Regions from separate parts of the Homo sapiens genome. Here region 2 is linked to region 1. Evidence: chromatin contacts called from ENCODE Hi-C or POLR2A ChIA-PET data. All regions are on one chromosome and are shown on one strand. The core of a region is the stretch at or near the end of the contact, and the rest is flanking DNA. Distances in the headings are between cores, read along the strand shown.

Region 1 (2,700 bases), core at 102-2,601:
TTTCTACCCTAACACTTGATTCGTACTTTAGCTGGATATAAATTATAGGTTGAAAAGTTTTCTTTTAAAACTTTGTTCAATATACATATAACATAAAGTTTATCATCCTAACCATTTTTAAGTGGTATTAATTGCTGCTGGTGGATTCACATTGTTGTGTAACCATCACCACCATCCATTTCCAGAACTCTTTTCATTTTGTGAAACTGAAACTATATATTCATTAAACAATTAAAAGTTAATTAAAATAGTTAACTCTCCATTCCCTGGCAGCACCATTCTACTGTCTGTCTCTATAAAGTTTGATGACTGTAGGTACCTTATGTAAGTGGAATCAGACAGCATTTGTGGAAAATTTTCTGATTATGTGTTGATTTCACATTTGTGAATGTCAGGTTTTTTAGCTTTGGAAGTTTTCATCCTTAAGTTTTTTTTTTTTGAGATGGTGTCTTGCTCCGTGTGTGTAAGTGGAGTGCAGTGTCACGATCTCAGCTTACTGCAACCTCCGCCTCCTGGGTTCAAGCAATTCTTCTGTCTCAACCTCCCAAGTAGCTGGGACTATAGGCGCCTGCCACCACACCCAGCTAATTTTTGTATTTTTAGTAGAGACAGGGTTTCACCTTGTTGGCCAGGCTGGTCTTGAACTCCTGACCTCAGGTGATCCACCTGCCTTGGCCTCCCAAAGTGCTGGGATTACAGGCATGAGTCACTGTGCCTGGCCCTGTTTGTTAGTTTTTTTGAGACAGGGTCTTGCTCTGTCACCCAGGCTGGAGTGCCGTGGCGCAATCATGGCTTATTGCAGCCTTGACCTCCTGGGCTCGGGTGATCCTCCTGCCTCAGCCTCCCAAGTAGCTGGGACTACAGGCACACACCACCATGCCTAGCTAATTTTTGTATTTTTTGTAAAGATGGGGTTTTACCATGTTGCCTAGGCTGGTCTAGAACACCTGGTCTCAAGTGATCCTCTTGCCTTGGCTTCCCACAGTGCTGGGATTACAGGCGTGAGCCACTGTGCCTGAGTGTTTTCACTCTTTGTTCTAGTATGGTGACTAGCTTTTAATTTTTACTGCTGATTAAGAAATAGGATAATCCCTATAAATGTATTTCACAGATTATAATAAATACCATTTATATACTGTGTAGTATATTTCTTAATAGTATTTAATAAATGTTAATTGTTGTCATTTTTAGTTTCATGAGTGTTTTCCTTGAATTCCAGCAACCACCTTAAACAAGAAGTATTATTCCCATTCTACAGCAGTGGATACTGAAGTTCAGAGCATCTGGGACTAGGTCAGGGCCAGCGGAAGGCTCTTTTAGGGAAGTGGCTACATTTCCTCAGGATGTTCTGATCATGGGTTAAGTGGGTGGTTTCTCACCACAGTTGGTATTGGTTGGTGACACTGCTTTGTTGTGAGATTGCAAGCCCAGTGGCATCATGATTTGAGAATTGCTACATTTTTGTTTTCCAAAAGTGTAATGCATAGATAGGTGTATTAGTTTGTTTTCACGCTGCTGATAAAGACATACTTGAGACTGGGAAGAAAAAGAGGTTTAATGAACTTAAACTTCCACATGGCTGGGGAGGCCTCACAATCATGATGGAAGGGAAGGAGGAGCAAGTCACGACTTACATGGATGGCAGCAGGCAAAAAGAGAGCTTGTGCAGGAAAACTCCCCCAATAGTAACCATCAGATCTCATGAGACTCATTCACAATCATGAGAACAGTGCAGGAAAGACCCACCGCCATAATTCAATCACCCCCCACTAGGTTCCTCCCATGACACGTGGGAATTGTGGGAGTTAAAATTCAGGATGAGATTTGGGTGGGGACACAGCCAGACCATATCATAGGATTGGTTGTTCTGGCATTTGTGTGGTGTCATTAGAAGAATAAAGTGCCCAGGAGGAGGGAATAGAGTGGATCTTACAAATCACCTGACCTGGAAATATGCACCAGTTGCTTCTAGTCAAATGATGATTACAGGATAAATAATAAGGGGAAAAGTTAATGGGAAAAAGATGAACAAATTTATTGCAGTGTTTCACCAACTTTCTGCTGTGAGCTTGTAAGTGGACTGTCAATTGCTAGGAATAGCTCTACAATTTAACTGATAAAGGAGAAGATCCTTCCACATTCCTAGGTGGACTATAAATAACAGAGTACAGCTGAAGAATGGAAAAAGAACAGGAGAGACACCCCAGGGAAAATGCTGGCTTTAAAATCACTCTGTTAAAGAAATAACGTGAATGCTACATCTGTTATGATATACCTTCTGGTCAACCTTTAAAGATAGGACAGATGCTTCTTCCTCACCATTGACAGAGTGGTTTTTCAGTTAGACTGGCAGGGCTTGTTAACAAACTGTCTACTAATGAGAAAACGGAAAGCTGTTGAGCTACCAAAAAGACTTTGGGAGTAGTTTTTAGAAATTTCTGACACACTCAGAGAATTTAAAAAATATTTCATTTTTGTCAAGAGAGTATTTTTCTCCTTGTTATGAAGACATAGATGTACAGGTTCTATTGAATATGGAATGAAGAACTGAACCTGAACTAATAATACCTTATTCTCATTTTGCTGTCATTTCATTAAAATAAAAGCCAAATTGTTATTTCAGTAGAAATATGCATCTGTCATTTAAAATTTTAAAAACGCAGATAAAAAGAAAATAAAAATCACCCATAATCCCTTTCA
Region 2 (2,700 bases), core at 29-2,528, 40 kb after region 1:
GAGGGGCAAGAAGGGCTGTACTCTGAGGGTTCAGGTCTTCCCCTTGACTCCTACCTGGATTTTTTTTTTCTTTTTTTTTTTTTTTTTTGAGACGAAGTCTCGCATTGTCACCCAGGCTGGAGTGCAGTGTCACAATCTCAGCTCACTGCAACCTCCGCCTCCTCGGTTCAAATGATTCTCCGGCCTCAGCCTCCCAAGTAGCTGGGACTACAGGCGTGTGCCACCACGCCTGGCTAATTTTCACATTTTTAGTAGAAATGGGGTTTCCCCATGTTGTCCAGGCTGGTCTTGAACTCTTGACCTCAGGTGATCCACCGGCCTCAGCCTCCCAAAGTGCTGAGATTACAGGCGTGAACCACCACATCCGACCCCTACCTGTTTAATAAGAGTAATAGCCAACACTTCTTATGTGCCAGAGTCTATGCTAATCACTTTAAGTGAATCATTAGATTCTTATAATAATCTCTAGAGACAAATGCGTATTACTTTTTTATTAAACAAGGACACTGCTCAAGGTCACACAGCTACCCCATAACAGAAACAGGATTTGAACACAGTTCTCTCTGACTAATTACAGCCCATTTACAGTTAATTCAGTGGCGATATATTCTCCATGATAAATGTTAAGACTAAACCTTAATGATTTCATGTGCCATTTAAAACATCTTCTTATGTTCTGGGGTCATCTTTACTAAACGGTTTGGGCTTAAACTTAAAGTCTAGGTTAGGAACTCCTGTTGCTGCTCACAGTTCTTTGTACAGTACTGTCAAGGTGGTATAGGGTCTCAGTTCATTTTTTTTTTTTTTTTTTCTTTCATGAAACAGAGTCTTGCCGTGTTGACCAGGCTGCAGTGCAGGGGCATGATCACGACTCACTGCAGCCTTGACTTCCTGGGCTCAAGCCATCTTCCCCCCTCACAGGTTCATGCCACCATGCCTAGCTAATTTTTGTATTTTTTGTAAAGATGGGATTTCTGTATGTTGTCCAGGCTGGTCTCAAACTCCTGAGCTCACACGATCTGCTTACCTCGGCCTCCCAAGTGCTGGGATTACAGGTGTGAACCACAGCACCGTGGTCCTAATTCTTTTATCAGTAAAAAATATTAAAAACCATTGTCTCGTCAACAAACCCATGGTTTTAAAAAAATATCGTATCAACATGGTTTTTCTAAAACACTACTTGGACAAACATCTACAGTTTAGACTAAATCCTGGAAAGTTTGTAAGCTTGTGAAACAGGCACACACCTAGCGTGACAGACCTTTGAAGCTCTGATATGTGCAGGAGGTTTCTGAGGCTTCTGGTTTTATAACTGCTGTTGTTCTTTCTTTGATAGCTGAACAGGAAGACACCCAGAAGAAAGCCTTCACGTGCTGGATAAACTCACAGTTGGCCAGGGTAAGCAAATGAAGACCAAATTAGTTTATAAATCTATTTATTACTCCCCCTACTCCTTCTGTTTTGACCCCAAGGAGGCCATTAAAAAATGGTACTGGTGATGACAGGGAAAAGGTTGTGGAATGTCTTTTCTTGAAAGAATGTGCTAAAAGTTGTCTTGATCTTGTTTTGATGTATTTGTTACTCTTTCTCACACAGAAAAAAAGGGACTTTTGTTGAGGATATGGGACAGTGCTATAAAAATATTTAATCACATCTCTTTCATCAAGTGAAGTAATAGTAATACTGATTTGCATATAATAAATGTTATATATTAGAAACTGTCCTAAACTCTTTAAGTGTAATGATTATGACAACTCCTGACAAATAATTTCACGACATCCCTATGAAATAGATAGTAATATACCTTTTTAAAGGTCAAGGAAACTTCAGTACAGAGAAGTTTTGTGACTTGCATGTGGTCACACAGCTTAAAAGTGATAGTGCTGGGATATGAACCCAGACAGTCTGGACTCAGTGGCCTTGATCATAATCACTGTGCCATCCTACCACACTGATGCTGAGTGTCTAGAGTAACCTAGATACACAATGAATGAGCCTCTTCTCACAGACCACACACTGTTTTTTTCTCTGTCCATTTCAACACGATGCTTGTAATTCTAAGAAAGGGTAAATACATAAGCAGGTTACTCCAGAAATGTAATCTGCTTTCCAGATGGGTCACTAGCGACTGATTCTAAAAGTCTTTAATGCCACTTGTGTGCACAGGTTTTAAGCTCTCAGTGAAAGCTCCACGCAGAAAGGGTGTTGTGTTACAGGAAATTAGCCATAAGATAAATTAAATTCGCTACTTTTCTTACGTTTTGATATGAATCTTTGCATGTTCTCTCTCATTCTCTTAATTAAGAAGAAAGTCATTACTGAATTTTAGTTTTTCACAAAGCACATTTATGAGATTCTTAAAGGTATTCTTTTTGGACCAAAGTTTGAATGATTATTTTTCTTGTGACCTTCTGCAGCACACTTCTCCCTCAGTTATATCCGACCTATTCACAGACATTAAAAAGGGGCATGTCCTCCTGGATCTGCTAGAAGTACTTTCTGGGCAACAGTTGGTAAGATTTTTAAATGACACTGAGAAACTTTCTGTTGACTTAAAAAATATGTATTTCATTTTTTCTGAGTAATATATTTGCTTGAATTTCACAGCCTCGGGATAAAGGATCTAATACCTTCCAGTGTAGAATCAATATAGAACATGCCTTGACATTCCTAAGAAACCGATCAGTAAGTATAAATTTT

Evidence for each region. Hi-C counts contacts between places; a loop is a spot of excess contacts on that map. ChIA-PET counts read pairs that join two places held with the same protein, here RNA polymerase II (POLR2A). Pooled maps may share reads with other maps.
Region 2: a loop to region 1 is called in a map of CD8-positive, alpha-beta T cell, with 2.3 times the contacts of the local background. The contact joins two enhancer-like sites. A Hi-C loop is called at or near these places in 10 of 168 maps with a recorded cell type or tissue (CD4-positive, alpha-beta memory T cell, CD8-positive, alpha-beta T cell, DLD1 and 6 more), 1 of 37 single-sample maps with no recorded cell type and 8 of 50 pooled maps. POLR2A ChIA-PET finds 5 or more read pairs at or near these places in 14 of 52 experiments (CD4-positive, alpha-beta T cell, CD8-positive, alpha-beta T cell, GM12878 and 8 more).

Annotation. Positions count from the first base shown.
Region 1 is chr14:63,898,781-63,901,480 of GRCh38, forward strand. The region is part of intron 1 of SYNE2 (spectrin repeat containing nuclear envelope protein 2); the gene reads left to right. Among named protein-coding and RNA genes, the nearest start is that of SYNE2, 47 kb to the left of the region's middle. Within about 2 kb of position 1,352, at least 3 of the 41 ENCODE cell types and tissues checked have a DNase peak (open chromatin) inside an H3K27ac peak, as active enhancers do; they include CD8-positive, alpha-beta T cell, where a contact is called at or near this core.
Region 2 is chr14:63,939,278-63,941,977 of GRCh38, forward strand. SYNE2 (spectrin repeat containing nuclear envelope protein 2) reads left to right here. Exons shown (of 116, transcript NM_182914.3): 3 at 1,337-1,398; 4 at 2,418-2,513; 5 at 2,608-2,685. Among named protein-coding and RNA genes, the nearest start is that of SYNE2, 88 kb to the left of the region's middle. Within about 2 kb of position 1,279, at least 3 of the 41 ENCODE cell types and tissues checked have a DNase peak (open chromatin) inside an H3K27ac peak, as active enhancers do; they include CD8-positive, alpha-beta T cell, where a contact is called at or near this core.